Regions from separate parts of the Homo sapiens genome. Here region 1 is linked to region 2. A link is an interaction called in ENCODE POLR2A ChIA-PET data of the cell type or tissue named here. Cell type or tissue: HepG2. All regions are shown on one strand. Links, peaks and the distances in the headings refer to the core of each region. The heading gives the core; the rest is flanking DNA. Region 1 overlaps LOC105370982 (a long non-coding RNA gene). Region 2 has its middle 380 kb from the start of RGMA.

Region 1 (5,382 bases), core at 73-5,072, 130 kb after region 2:
CACTTAGCTTTTGAAGGAAAAAGTAAAAATTTCTTGGTTGTCTTTGATTGTACTTGTAAAATTCATAAATTCCTTCTTCAGTATATGTACCACATTCTATTATTGCCTTTCTTTTAAGGTTGATTTTCCTCCTGATAGAGAGATGGCTGCCTGTAGCTATCTTCCTTGTTCTTGTCTACTGGGAAAAGACTGGACTCTCTTAAATCCAAAGAAGAATTTTCTCCCCTAGACTGATTCAAATTTCAGGGACTTATTTCTGTGATCAGCAGACACGTACTGTTTGCATTAAACTAAACTGTTTGTATGAACTGCATAGTGTCAGAGGTGTTTGAACCAGAGTGACTCCATCTTGAATAGGTGCTGGGTAAAATGAGGCTGAGACCTAATGGGCTGCATTCCCAGGAGGTTAGGCATTCTTAGTCACAGGATGAGATAGGGGGACAGCAGAAGATACAGGTCACAACGACCTTGATGAGAAAACAGGATTCGGTAAAGAAACCGGCCAAAACCCACCAAAACCAAAATGGCAATGAAAGTGATCTCTGATTGTTCTCAGTGCTCATTATACACTGATTATAATGCATTAGCATGCTAAAAGACACTCCCACCAGTATCATGACAGTTTACCCTACATGGTCTAAAAAGAGGAGGAACCCTCAGTTCAGGGAATTGCCCACCCCTTTCCCAGAAAATTCATGAATAATTCACCCTTTGTTTAGTATATAATCAAGATATAAGTTTACTCTCAGTCAAGCAGCCCATGCTGCTGCTCTGCCTATGGAGTAGGCATTCTTTTATTCTTTTACCTTTTTTTTTTTTTTTTTTTTGAGATAGAGTCTCGCTCTGTCACCCAGGCTGGAGTGGAAAGGCATGATCTCGGCTCACTGCAACCTCCGCCACCCAGGTTCAAGCAATTGTCTGCCTCAGCCTCCCGAGTAGCTGGGATTACAGACGCCTGCCACCCAGCTAATTTTTTTTTTTTTTAATCTTTAGTAGAGACGGGGTTTCACCATCTTGCTCAGGCTGGTCTTAAACTCCTGACCTCGTGTTCTACCCACCGCGGCCTCCCAAAGTGCTGGGATTATAGGCGTGAGCCACTGCGCCCAGCCCCTTTCTTTTGCTTTCTTAATAAACTTGCTTTCACTTTATGGACTTGCCCCAAATTCTTTCTTGCACGAGGTCCAAGAACCTTCTTTTGGTGTCTTGATCGGGACCCCTTTCTGGTAACAATAGTAAAAGGTATACTTCTGTTATTACTCTCTGAAAGAGCTCTGGTATTAAAACAATTGTTACAAAGAGTGATGGCTACCCACAAGAAACATGTAGCTCTCATACAGTTACTTCAACAAAGTGCTTTAAGTAATTATTAATATTTTCCATTATCAAATAAAGATGCTTTCTTTCCCAACACTGCACTGGCAAAACAGTATGTTCTCATTAACTGAGGTTTAAACAATTAGTTTTATTTCTCCCCATACCTAGTATCCAAATATCTATTTACTTGGTTATAAGACCAAACAATTTTTGTTATCGCTTATTCTTCAGATGAAATTCAATAAACCATGCATGACATTTTTAATTAAACTGATTTTCAGAAAGTGCATAGAAGTGATGTGGGGAACAGCAGGAGGATGAACTGCAGGGTATAAACAGAAAGAGCTGTTCTCCATTTTTAACCAAATCAATATTCAATAATCTTAGTGCCTTGAAAAGCTACAAATAGGGACGTAACATGAGACTTTATAGAAGAGGGAAAAAAAAAGATGTGCTTTAATCTTTTTCTTTGCAGAAGACGACCCAAGATTTTTGAAGACACAAAGACAAATGTGCCTTGTGTTAAACTGATCAGACATCAAGTTAAATCTCCTCAGAAAGGTGCTCATTCGGGGAACTTCTGCTCACTCATTTTTTTTTTTTTTTTTCTTGAGATGGATTTTTTTTTTTCCAGGCTGGAGTGCAATGGCGCGATTTCGGCCCACCGCAACCTCTGCCTCCCAGGTTCATGTGATTCTCCTGCCTCAGCCTCCCGAATAGCTGGGATTACAGGCATGTGCCACCATGCCCGGCTAATTTTGTATTTTTAGTAGAGACAGGTTTCTCCATGTTGGTCAGGCTGGTCTTGAACTCCCAACCTCAGGTGATCCACCCACCTCAGCCTGCTCACTCATTTTAAACACATCCATGTCGGTTCGCATTTTTCTTTCTCTTAAGTTATCTACCACCGTCTCCTTAAAGTTTCCTATAATTGAAAATGTACCACCTGGGCTAAAGAGAGACCATTCTCAACCTCAGTTTCTCCCCCAAGCCTCACCTTGAGCACCCACCTGCCCTCTTCTCTCATCCCCCCAGGCCCATATTCTAAACATGTGACCATCAGCATAGGATGTAGTAACTGCCTAACTGGGAAATCCACTCTGGTGAAGAGGCCCACTACCCTCTTTTCAGCTGTTCAATCCACTCACTTCCCCTAAAGGGAAGTTAAAGGAAGCTCTATTTTTGGTTAGGGTAATGCTAACTGCTGTATTAACAAAGAAACCCCACAACTCCAACGGCTTAACAATAAAAATGTAGCTCTCACTCACTTAACACTTCAGTGTGTTCGCTCTGGTTGGAGTGGAGGAGGAAGGCCTGGAGGGAGGTCTGGACAGGAGTAGGCTCTACCCTTTTCCCACAGGCAGTGTCCAGCTCTCCTGGGGTGTCACTCCCCAAGGGCAGGTAAGGAAGACACATGCACTGCTTAGCCACCTCTGCCTGGGTGCCGCCAACATCATTTCCATTCATAGGTGAAACTAAGTAACATCCCTGGCTAAGCAGCTGCTTCTCAGGAAGCATCCTGTACCATGGAAGGGCCCATGAATTTTGAGTGGACAGTGGCTTTCTCCGCCGCAGATGTCAAAGCAGCATTACTTCATGGGTCCCACCCAAGGACAGAGAAGGACAAGTCTAAAATGTAAAGTCAGTTATTCTAAAAGCCTGATGCCTATTCCTTAAACTGCATATTTGTCCCTTGCAACAGGAGATGACACATTTTCCAAATATTGTCAACGGTAATGTTCAAAGGCAACAGGAGTTAAAAGAATGAACTTTGAGTTCACGCAAGCTGGTTATAAATCCTAGCTCTGCTCCTGCTTTCTAAATGACCCTGGGCAAATTGCTGAACCTCTCATCCTGATTCCTTATCTCTGAGAAGAGGATATTAATATGTACTTAAGTCAAATTATTGGGATTATTAAATGAAACCATGTATTTGAAGTGCTTAGCCTGTGCTGAGCTTACAGAGCTTACAGTAATGTTTGATAAATGATAGCTCTGGCTAGTAAATGGTCTAATTTATGTGACGAAAATTGTTATTTTAATCAACAGAACCCTTTTGAACCCTGGTTCAAATGAATAATGGTAAACCCAGTCTCCTTAAAGATTCAAGGAACAATTAAAATTCTAACAGAATTGAATTAGAATTGGTTTAAAAGAGAAGACTCTTCTTTGAAAAACACATTTAAAACACTGTCTTCCTTTTAGTTCTACGAACCTCAAATCAAAGAACTTCAAGGTATGAAACAAAACACGTTTGTTTGGCTTCGCTTACTTTGTTGGGATTATTCATGTGTGCATGTGTGTAAATTACTGCCTTCTTCAGCTGAATTGTCCATGCAAATTTCTCATACCCTCAGAGAGATCATTAATTCATGAGATTTTTATAACTTAAAATCTGAAGAAAAGATAATAAATGATGTTAGTACAAATGAAGCCAGATTCCCATCCTTTGATGTTCCAGAAGGATTCCATCAGCTTGCAGACATTTTCAGCCTGGCTGAATGTAAAACAATTGCCTCCTTCAGAGACAAATGCCAAAATGTGGAGTTCCGATATAAAACATTAGAACAATTCTATGACCATTTATGAGTTTGAACCTTTCTTCGGAATCTATTTCCAAAGTGATATTTTTTTTTAGTGATATTATTTTAGGCTCATATTCAAATAAAGCAACTTAACAAGAGTAAGCTTTTTGTCATGGCACAGAAGAAAAAAGCAAAAAAGACAAACGAAAAAGGACTGAGTCTTTGTGCACACAGTAGCTGTCACCTTGTCCCTCATTCCACATCGCTCCTCTTCTGATAATTAAGTCACTTAATGTGGCTTCCAATGGACTTTGTACCTAAACAATCCCTCACCGAATCTCAGAGGCCAGGAGAGAGAGGGACGGGGAATAGGATGGGGTAGGGACAGAGGATGGAGCCAGGGCTTTGCTGCAGAAAGGTCCCAAGTGAGAAGCCAAATGGCGGGTCATCAGAAAGGACCATGACCTGAGCCAGGAGCCCCAGCTCAGGATGTACATTTCAAAGACTTTAAATTCAAGAGCTGGTGGACACTGCAGCAGGATGGAAGTTGCGTGAGGAGCAGAGTTAAGAGGGTCCTGACTGGCTGCCATGACTAGCTGCAGAATACTCCCACACCTTGCCTTGGTGGCCCGTCAGCTACATAGCAAGCTGGTGCCTTGGGAAGCCTTCAGCGTTTTCTATAATACGAACGAATGGCCGGGCTTCATACCTTCTTTCTCCATGTGTCCATTGGGCACCAACATTTTACAAGTCTCTGTCCTGAGCCCTGGAGGTACTAAACTGAAAGAAAAGGTGCTCAGGTCAGAGAGAAATGAATTAACAGGCCGGGCGCGGTGGCTCACACCTGTAATCTCAGCACTTGGGGATGCCGAGGCGGGCGGATCACGAGGTCAGGAGTTCGAGACCAGCCTGACCAACATGGTAAACCCTGTCTCTACTAAAAATACAAAAATTAACCGGGTGTCGTGGCACCAGCCTGCAATCCCAGCTACTCAGGAGGCCGAGGCAGGAGAATCACTTGAATCTGGGAGGCAGAGGTTGCAGTGAGCCAAGATCTTACTGCTGCACTCCAGCCTGGGCAACAGAGGGAGACTCTGTCTCAAAAAAGAAAAAAAAAAGAAAAAGAAATGAATGAACAAATTGATGCAGTATAATGAGCAATGGGCACAGGGCATTCTGAGAGCACAGAAGAGAAGATATAAAGACAGCAAACAAGAGGCACTGCCAGGGGGAGGGTGACAGGGCTGAGCTGATTTTCTCAGTCATTCAGATCTCATAAGCAAATGGCTAAATAGCAGTCAGCTCATATCAGTTACCAATTTCGTTACAGCAAACCACCCAAGGCATTTATTGTGGCTCCCATAACAGGAGCCATGTTTTGTGGGTCAGCCATTTGGGGCTGGGCTCAGCTGAGCTGTTCTTTTGCTGTCTTGGCTAGGGACATTCATGTCCACAGTCATCTGATAGCTCAGCTGGCATGGGATGGTCTAGTATGACCAGGCTCACCTGCCTGGCTGTTGATGCTGTTTCCTGGGTTTCTCTT
Region 2 (5,382 bases), core at 71-5,070:
CAATGCATCAAGCAACTCTACATGTAGGCATTTTCTAATCTACTTTCTGACCAACATGCTATTCCCTCCTCTAGAAGGTTGGATGGAGGAACATAACTGAATGTGTTAACAGGAAGTACGAGCTGAGCAAACAATAACTGGATGCAAAGCCGGACTTTGCCAGCCGGCCAGCATGTGGGGCCTGGCTCATGGGACTAAGGACCAGGAGGGCTGACCCGAGGTCAAATGGGTGCTGCACACTAATACTAGTGCCTTTGGATACCTTCTCTTGCAGAAGTCCTGCAGAGCCAAATATTTCTCAGGTCTACTTCATCAGTTATCAGCCGTTCAGCAGGCGGCCACGAGCGCAGGTTTTGGGACTATCAGAGCTTCATGGGGGAAATGCCAAGGAAATTACAGTGCTCTCAAATCTCTCCCACAACCAACATCAGCACACACTGGAGAACGTGTGCCTTTCATATCTATTACAATATCAAGTAAGAGATAAAAAGTAAGACCAAACCCACTAGTCAAATATCCTTGCTGAACCTTCAAAGACCATTCATAGGACATCAAAAATGGCTATTCTTCCAAAATATTCAGGTTTCCTGAAAGGCATGGCAGCAGGAGAACACATTTAACAGTGAATTCTTTAACAATATAAAGAGCAGTAACAGAAGAAAACATTGACTGTGGCCTAGCACTTTTCACATACGCTGTCCTTTACTCTTCAAAATGGCATTTTGAATTGAGCAGAGTTGGTATTATTATCAAGATGCCTTCTTTTGATAAAAGGGCTTTCTCCTGATCAAAACAAATCTGAAAATAGAAGGTACAAACTTCATAAAATTGAAAAATGTCAATTATTAAGAAAATGTTAAATGCTAATGTATTTGTTTCATTTATTTTTAAAACTGAAATGAGAGCTTGAACAAAGGAATATAAGCGTGCAACTAAATGCAGGGTGTTCTTGCACATGACCATCGTAAAAACACTTTGAAATTTGAACATCTCTTTGCAGAGATTCAGGTATTTACCATATGTTTGACCAATAACCATGAACACAAGTCTAATTTTAAAAAGAAAAAGAGACCTGACCTTTTAGAGAGGTGGTAAACTTCTGGATTGCCATATAAACCAGTAAATGCGTTGAACAGAGACAATTTACTTTGATAACAGCTGTTTCTCCAGGAGAATTTATTTTAAAACTGCCTGGCTTTCAAAAATCTGCCTTTCTGTTTTAAGACTGAAAAAGGTGCCTTTACCAGAACTTTCAAGTGTTTCAGTGTGGGTTCAGGTTCAGGTGAAGAACCAGTTTGAGGGAGCTAGGTTTTCATTTTATCTGTACCAGTTCATACAACCTACTGAACAAAGAATTATAGGCAGGTGATATCTGAGTCTTCTACAAGATGTGTGTGGGGATCCAGAATTCACCTCAAAGGGACTCTCCAGGTTGGCTTGCCTTATGGAAATATCTATAGCTTCAGGCTCTACTGGAGTCCTTTTATTAGAATTATTTACTGCTGCAAAATCAGGAAGTCTTATATCACCAGCAGACAATTTGATTGTCAGAGGTGTTCAAACCAGAGCGACTCCATCTTGAACAGGTGCTGGGTACAATGAGGCTGAGACCTGCTGGGCTGCATTCCCAGGAGGTTAGGCATTCTAAGTCACAGGATAGGATAGGAGGTCAGCACAAGATACAGGTCACAAAGACCTTGCTGAAAACACAGGTTGCAGTAAAGAAGCCAGCCAAAACCCATCAAAACAAAGATGGCAACAAAAGTGACCTCTGGTCATCCTCACTGCTCATTATACAATAATTATAATGCATTAGCATGTTAAGACATTCCCACCAGTGCCACCATACTTTACAAATGCCAAGACAACCTCAGGAAGTCACCCTATAGGGTCTAAAAGGGGGGAGAACCCTCAGTTCCAGGACTTGCCCACCCCTTTCCCAGAAAACTCATGAATAATCCAACCCTTGTTTAGCATATAATCAAGAAATTACGAGAAGTATTCTTAGTCCAGCAGCCCTTGGGGCTGCTCTGCCTATGAAGTGGCCATCCCATATTCCTTTACTTTTTTTTTTTTTTTTTTTTTTTTGACAGGGAGTCTCGCTCTGTCGTCCAGGCTGGAGTGCAGTGGCACGATCTCGGCTCACTGGAAGCTCCACCTCCCGGGTTAACGCCATTCTCCTGCCTCAGCCTCCCGAGTAGCTGGGACTACAGGCGCCCACCACCACGCCCGGCTAATTTTTTGTTTTGTATTTTTAGTAGAGACGGGGTTTCACCGTGTTAGCCAGGATGGTCTCGATCTCCTGACCTTGTGGTCTGCCCACCTCGGCCTTCCAAAGTGCTGGGATTACAGGCGTGAGTCACCGTGCCCGGCCTGTTCCTTTACTTTCTTAATAAACTTGCTTTCACTTTATGGATTTGCCTCAAATTCCTTCTTGGTGAGATCCAAGAACCCTCTCTTGGGAGTCTCTATGGGGACCCCTTTCCGCTAACACAATCACTGAATACAAATAAGCAGCCTTCTGCCCAAGGGCCAAAAGGGAAGCTCTCTTCCCCATTTACAGAGGGACAGAGTCATGGAAAGGGGTGCAATTTTGATGCTAAGTTTTGACGTGTGTCTCCTGATGCAGGAAAATGGATTGACCTAAGAATCCTTGTCTCATTCGGGTGACCAGTCAACACCAAAAGTATCTGAAAGAAACAGCAGTCATCACGGTCACATGGCCCCCTATTAAAGAAAAAAAAGTTGATCCTTATCTGCGTGGGTCAACCCAAGACCATCCCAGCTATTACTTTCTCATTATTGCCTATGTCTGAGAGTAACCTTGTAGCTAAACAAAACCGGCAGGGCAATTGCATTTCAAAAGTCTCTTAGAATCTAGACTCCATGGTAACCCTACCCCTTCCGCTTCTGACCTCCGGGGGAGGAAATTGGTGTCCTCTGCTTCTAGAGGAAGTGAATTAATTCACAGAGGCCCTGCATCACAAGCTGAAATTCTATTCTGTTTGTGTGCAAAACGCTTCCCTTTTTTTTCTTTTTTTTTTTTTTTTATCATTTTGTTATTGACACCAGTAGACAGTGATTTCATTGACCTAAAAGTGAAGTCGGCCGGGCGCAGTGGCTCACGCCTGGAATCCCAGCACTCTGGGAGGCCGAGGCGGGCAGATCACGAGGTCAGGAGATCGAGACCATCCTGGCTAACACGGTGAAACCCTGTCTCTACTAAAAATCCAAAAAAATTAGCCGGGCGTGGTGGTGGGTGCCTGTAGTCCCAGCTACTCGGGAGGCTGAGGCAGGAGAATGGCGTGAACCCGGAGGCGGAGCTTCCAGTGAGCCGAGATCAGGCCACTGCACTCCAGTCGGGCGACAGAGAGAGACTCCGTGTCAAAAAAAAAAAAAAAAAAACAAAAAAGCGAAGTCACCAGAATTGTCTTTTTAAAAGGAAGACAATATGAAAAATATGTTGAACTTATGGTCAGTAAAGAGATGCCTGGCACATTGCTGATTACTCACAGCTCTTTTTTTCAGCCTAACCTCCTATAAAGATTTCATCAAGATGCTTCTGATCAAGAGCATCAGAATATGCTCCGTATATTTGAAATATTTACCTTTACAGAGCTTTTTAAAAAATCTCTCAGCTCCCCAGTCTGAGGGAAATAAACTGTCCTCTAAATGAGGTCTAATATTCCATAGCTCTGTTTAAGGCCACAGAGGGCTGGCTTTCATTCCTGTGTCCAATGACGAATTTTTGAGAGTATTGGGCAAAGCACTCTCTTTCTCCACATCTGAAATCAGATCACAAAAAAAGATATAGGGCCAGGCGCGGTGGCTCACGCCTGTAATCCCAGCACTTTGGGAGGCCTCGGCGGGAGGATCACCTGAGATCAGGAGTTCGACATCAGCCTGGCCAACATGGTGAAACCCGTCTCTACTAAAAATACAAAAAAAAAAAAAAAATTAGCCAGGCATGGTGGCACATGCCTGTAATCCCAGCTACTCAAAAGGCTGAGGCAGGAGCATCGCCTGAACCCGGGAGGCAGGGGTTGCAGTGAGCCGAGATCGCGCTATTGCACTCCAGCCTGGGCGACAAGAGCAAGATTCTGTCTCAAAAAATAGATATAGATATAGATATAGATATAGATATAGATATAGATAGATAGAAAAAGTCCTAGGCATCCATGAAAAGGAGGTGTTTGTGATTATTTCTTTTTAGAATAAATGAAGTCACATTGCAAATGGGTACAGGGCTTCTTTTTAGGGTGCTGAAAATGCTCTAAAATGTGTGCTCACAATTCTATGAATATATTAAAACTATGGAATTGTACACTTTGATGAATTGTATAGTATGTGAATTACATTTTAATAAAATTGTTACATTAACGAAGAGAAATTAAGCCGTAATGATAGTTTAATTATAATACAATTATTTTTAAGAACTAAGCAATACTACAAATCACTTTCATAATATTACTACCATAATAATATCACACATTAAACATATGGTACTTGTTTGGGAAGGAAATATTTGAAAAGATAATAGTTGTAGTTTTGATACGGCCCCTATGAGTGGAGGAGCACCAGGGCTCTTGTCTCATGCCAAATTAGATAGGATGACACACACGTGAAGTGAATTTAAGGAGCGGAGAGTTTAACAGGCAAGAAAGAAGGGAGAAGAAAGAAAGAAGCTCCCCTGTACAGAGGCAGAGGGAGGGGGGGTCCAAAACCGAAAGAGTAGATCCCATGTGCCGTGGATACCAGCCAATTTTATGAGGAGGCTGGAGGAGGTGGTGCCTGATTTGCATAGGGCTCACCGGATTGGTTTGACCAGGCAGGTCATTCGCGTAGCCCGTGAAAAAAAAACTGGCCCTCCCACCCCAGTCTTTTAATATGCAAATGCAGGGCTCCATAATATTCTACACACGTGGGGATATGTGGAGGCGGCCATGTGGCCAGGCACATATTGGGGCAAGGGCAAGAAGACAACGGTAGGAATCGTCATGTTTGGGTGGACGCAGTTTCTAATGGCTTGCGTTTGCATATCAAAGGTTGCCTGCCCAGTTCTAAGAGCTAGGTTTTCCCACTAGACAAGAAACGTTTCTGGAGCTGCTTTAAAACAGAGGAAAACTTTCCGAGGATCCCTTTTCCTCTCTACCTGCCTAAAATAATTTCTTAATAACTCCTAGAACAGTTTGACTACCTCAGCAATAGTGTTCTAAAAATGTTCCACTGAAATACAGAATAAATTTTCAATCTATACATGCTATGTAACACAATATTATTTATACTATTGTTGTGATTTTCTTTAGCCAAGCCTATGGAGAAAGGGCTCTGTGTCAACCAGGTCCCATGATACCTGGGACATTGAAGAAGCAGCTGGCACCG

What was found. Peaks named below come from ENCODE experiments on the same cell type or tissue, not always from the same donor. Only the 100,000 strongest peaks of a DNase experiment are listed, where the experiment ranks them.
Region 1: POLR2A ChIA-PET joins it to region 2 with 5 read pairs; 2 of 35 experiments call an interaction of 5 or more read pairs at or near these places.

What each region holds. Positions count from the first base shown.
Region 1 is chr15:93,339,007-93,344,388 of GRCh38, reverse strand. The region is part of intron 5 of LOC105370982 (a long non-coding RNA gene); the gene reads right to left. Among named protein-coding and RNA genes, the nearest start is that of RGMA, 250 kb to the right of the region's middle. In HepG2, for the core only: no CTCF peak of the experiment used is centred there; DNase peaks (open chromatin) are centred at 3,038 and 4,168.
Region 2 is chr15:93,469,698-93,475,079 of GRCh38, reverse strand. No RefSeq gene overlaps it. Among named protein-coding and RNA genes, the nearest start is that of RGMA, 380 kb to the right of the region's middle. In HepG2, for the core only: no CTCF peak of the experiment used is centred there; no DNase peak of the experiment used is centred there.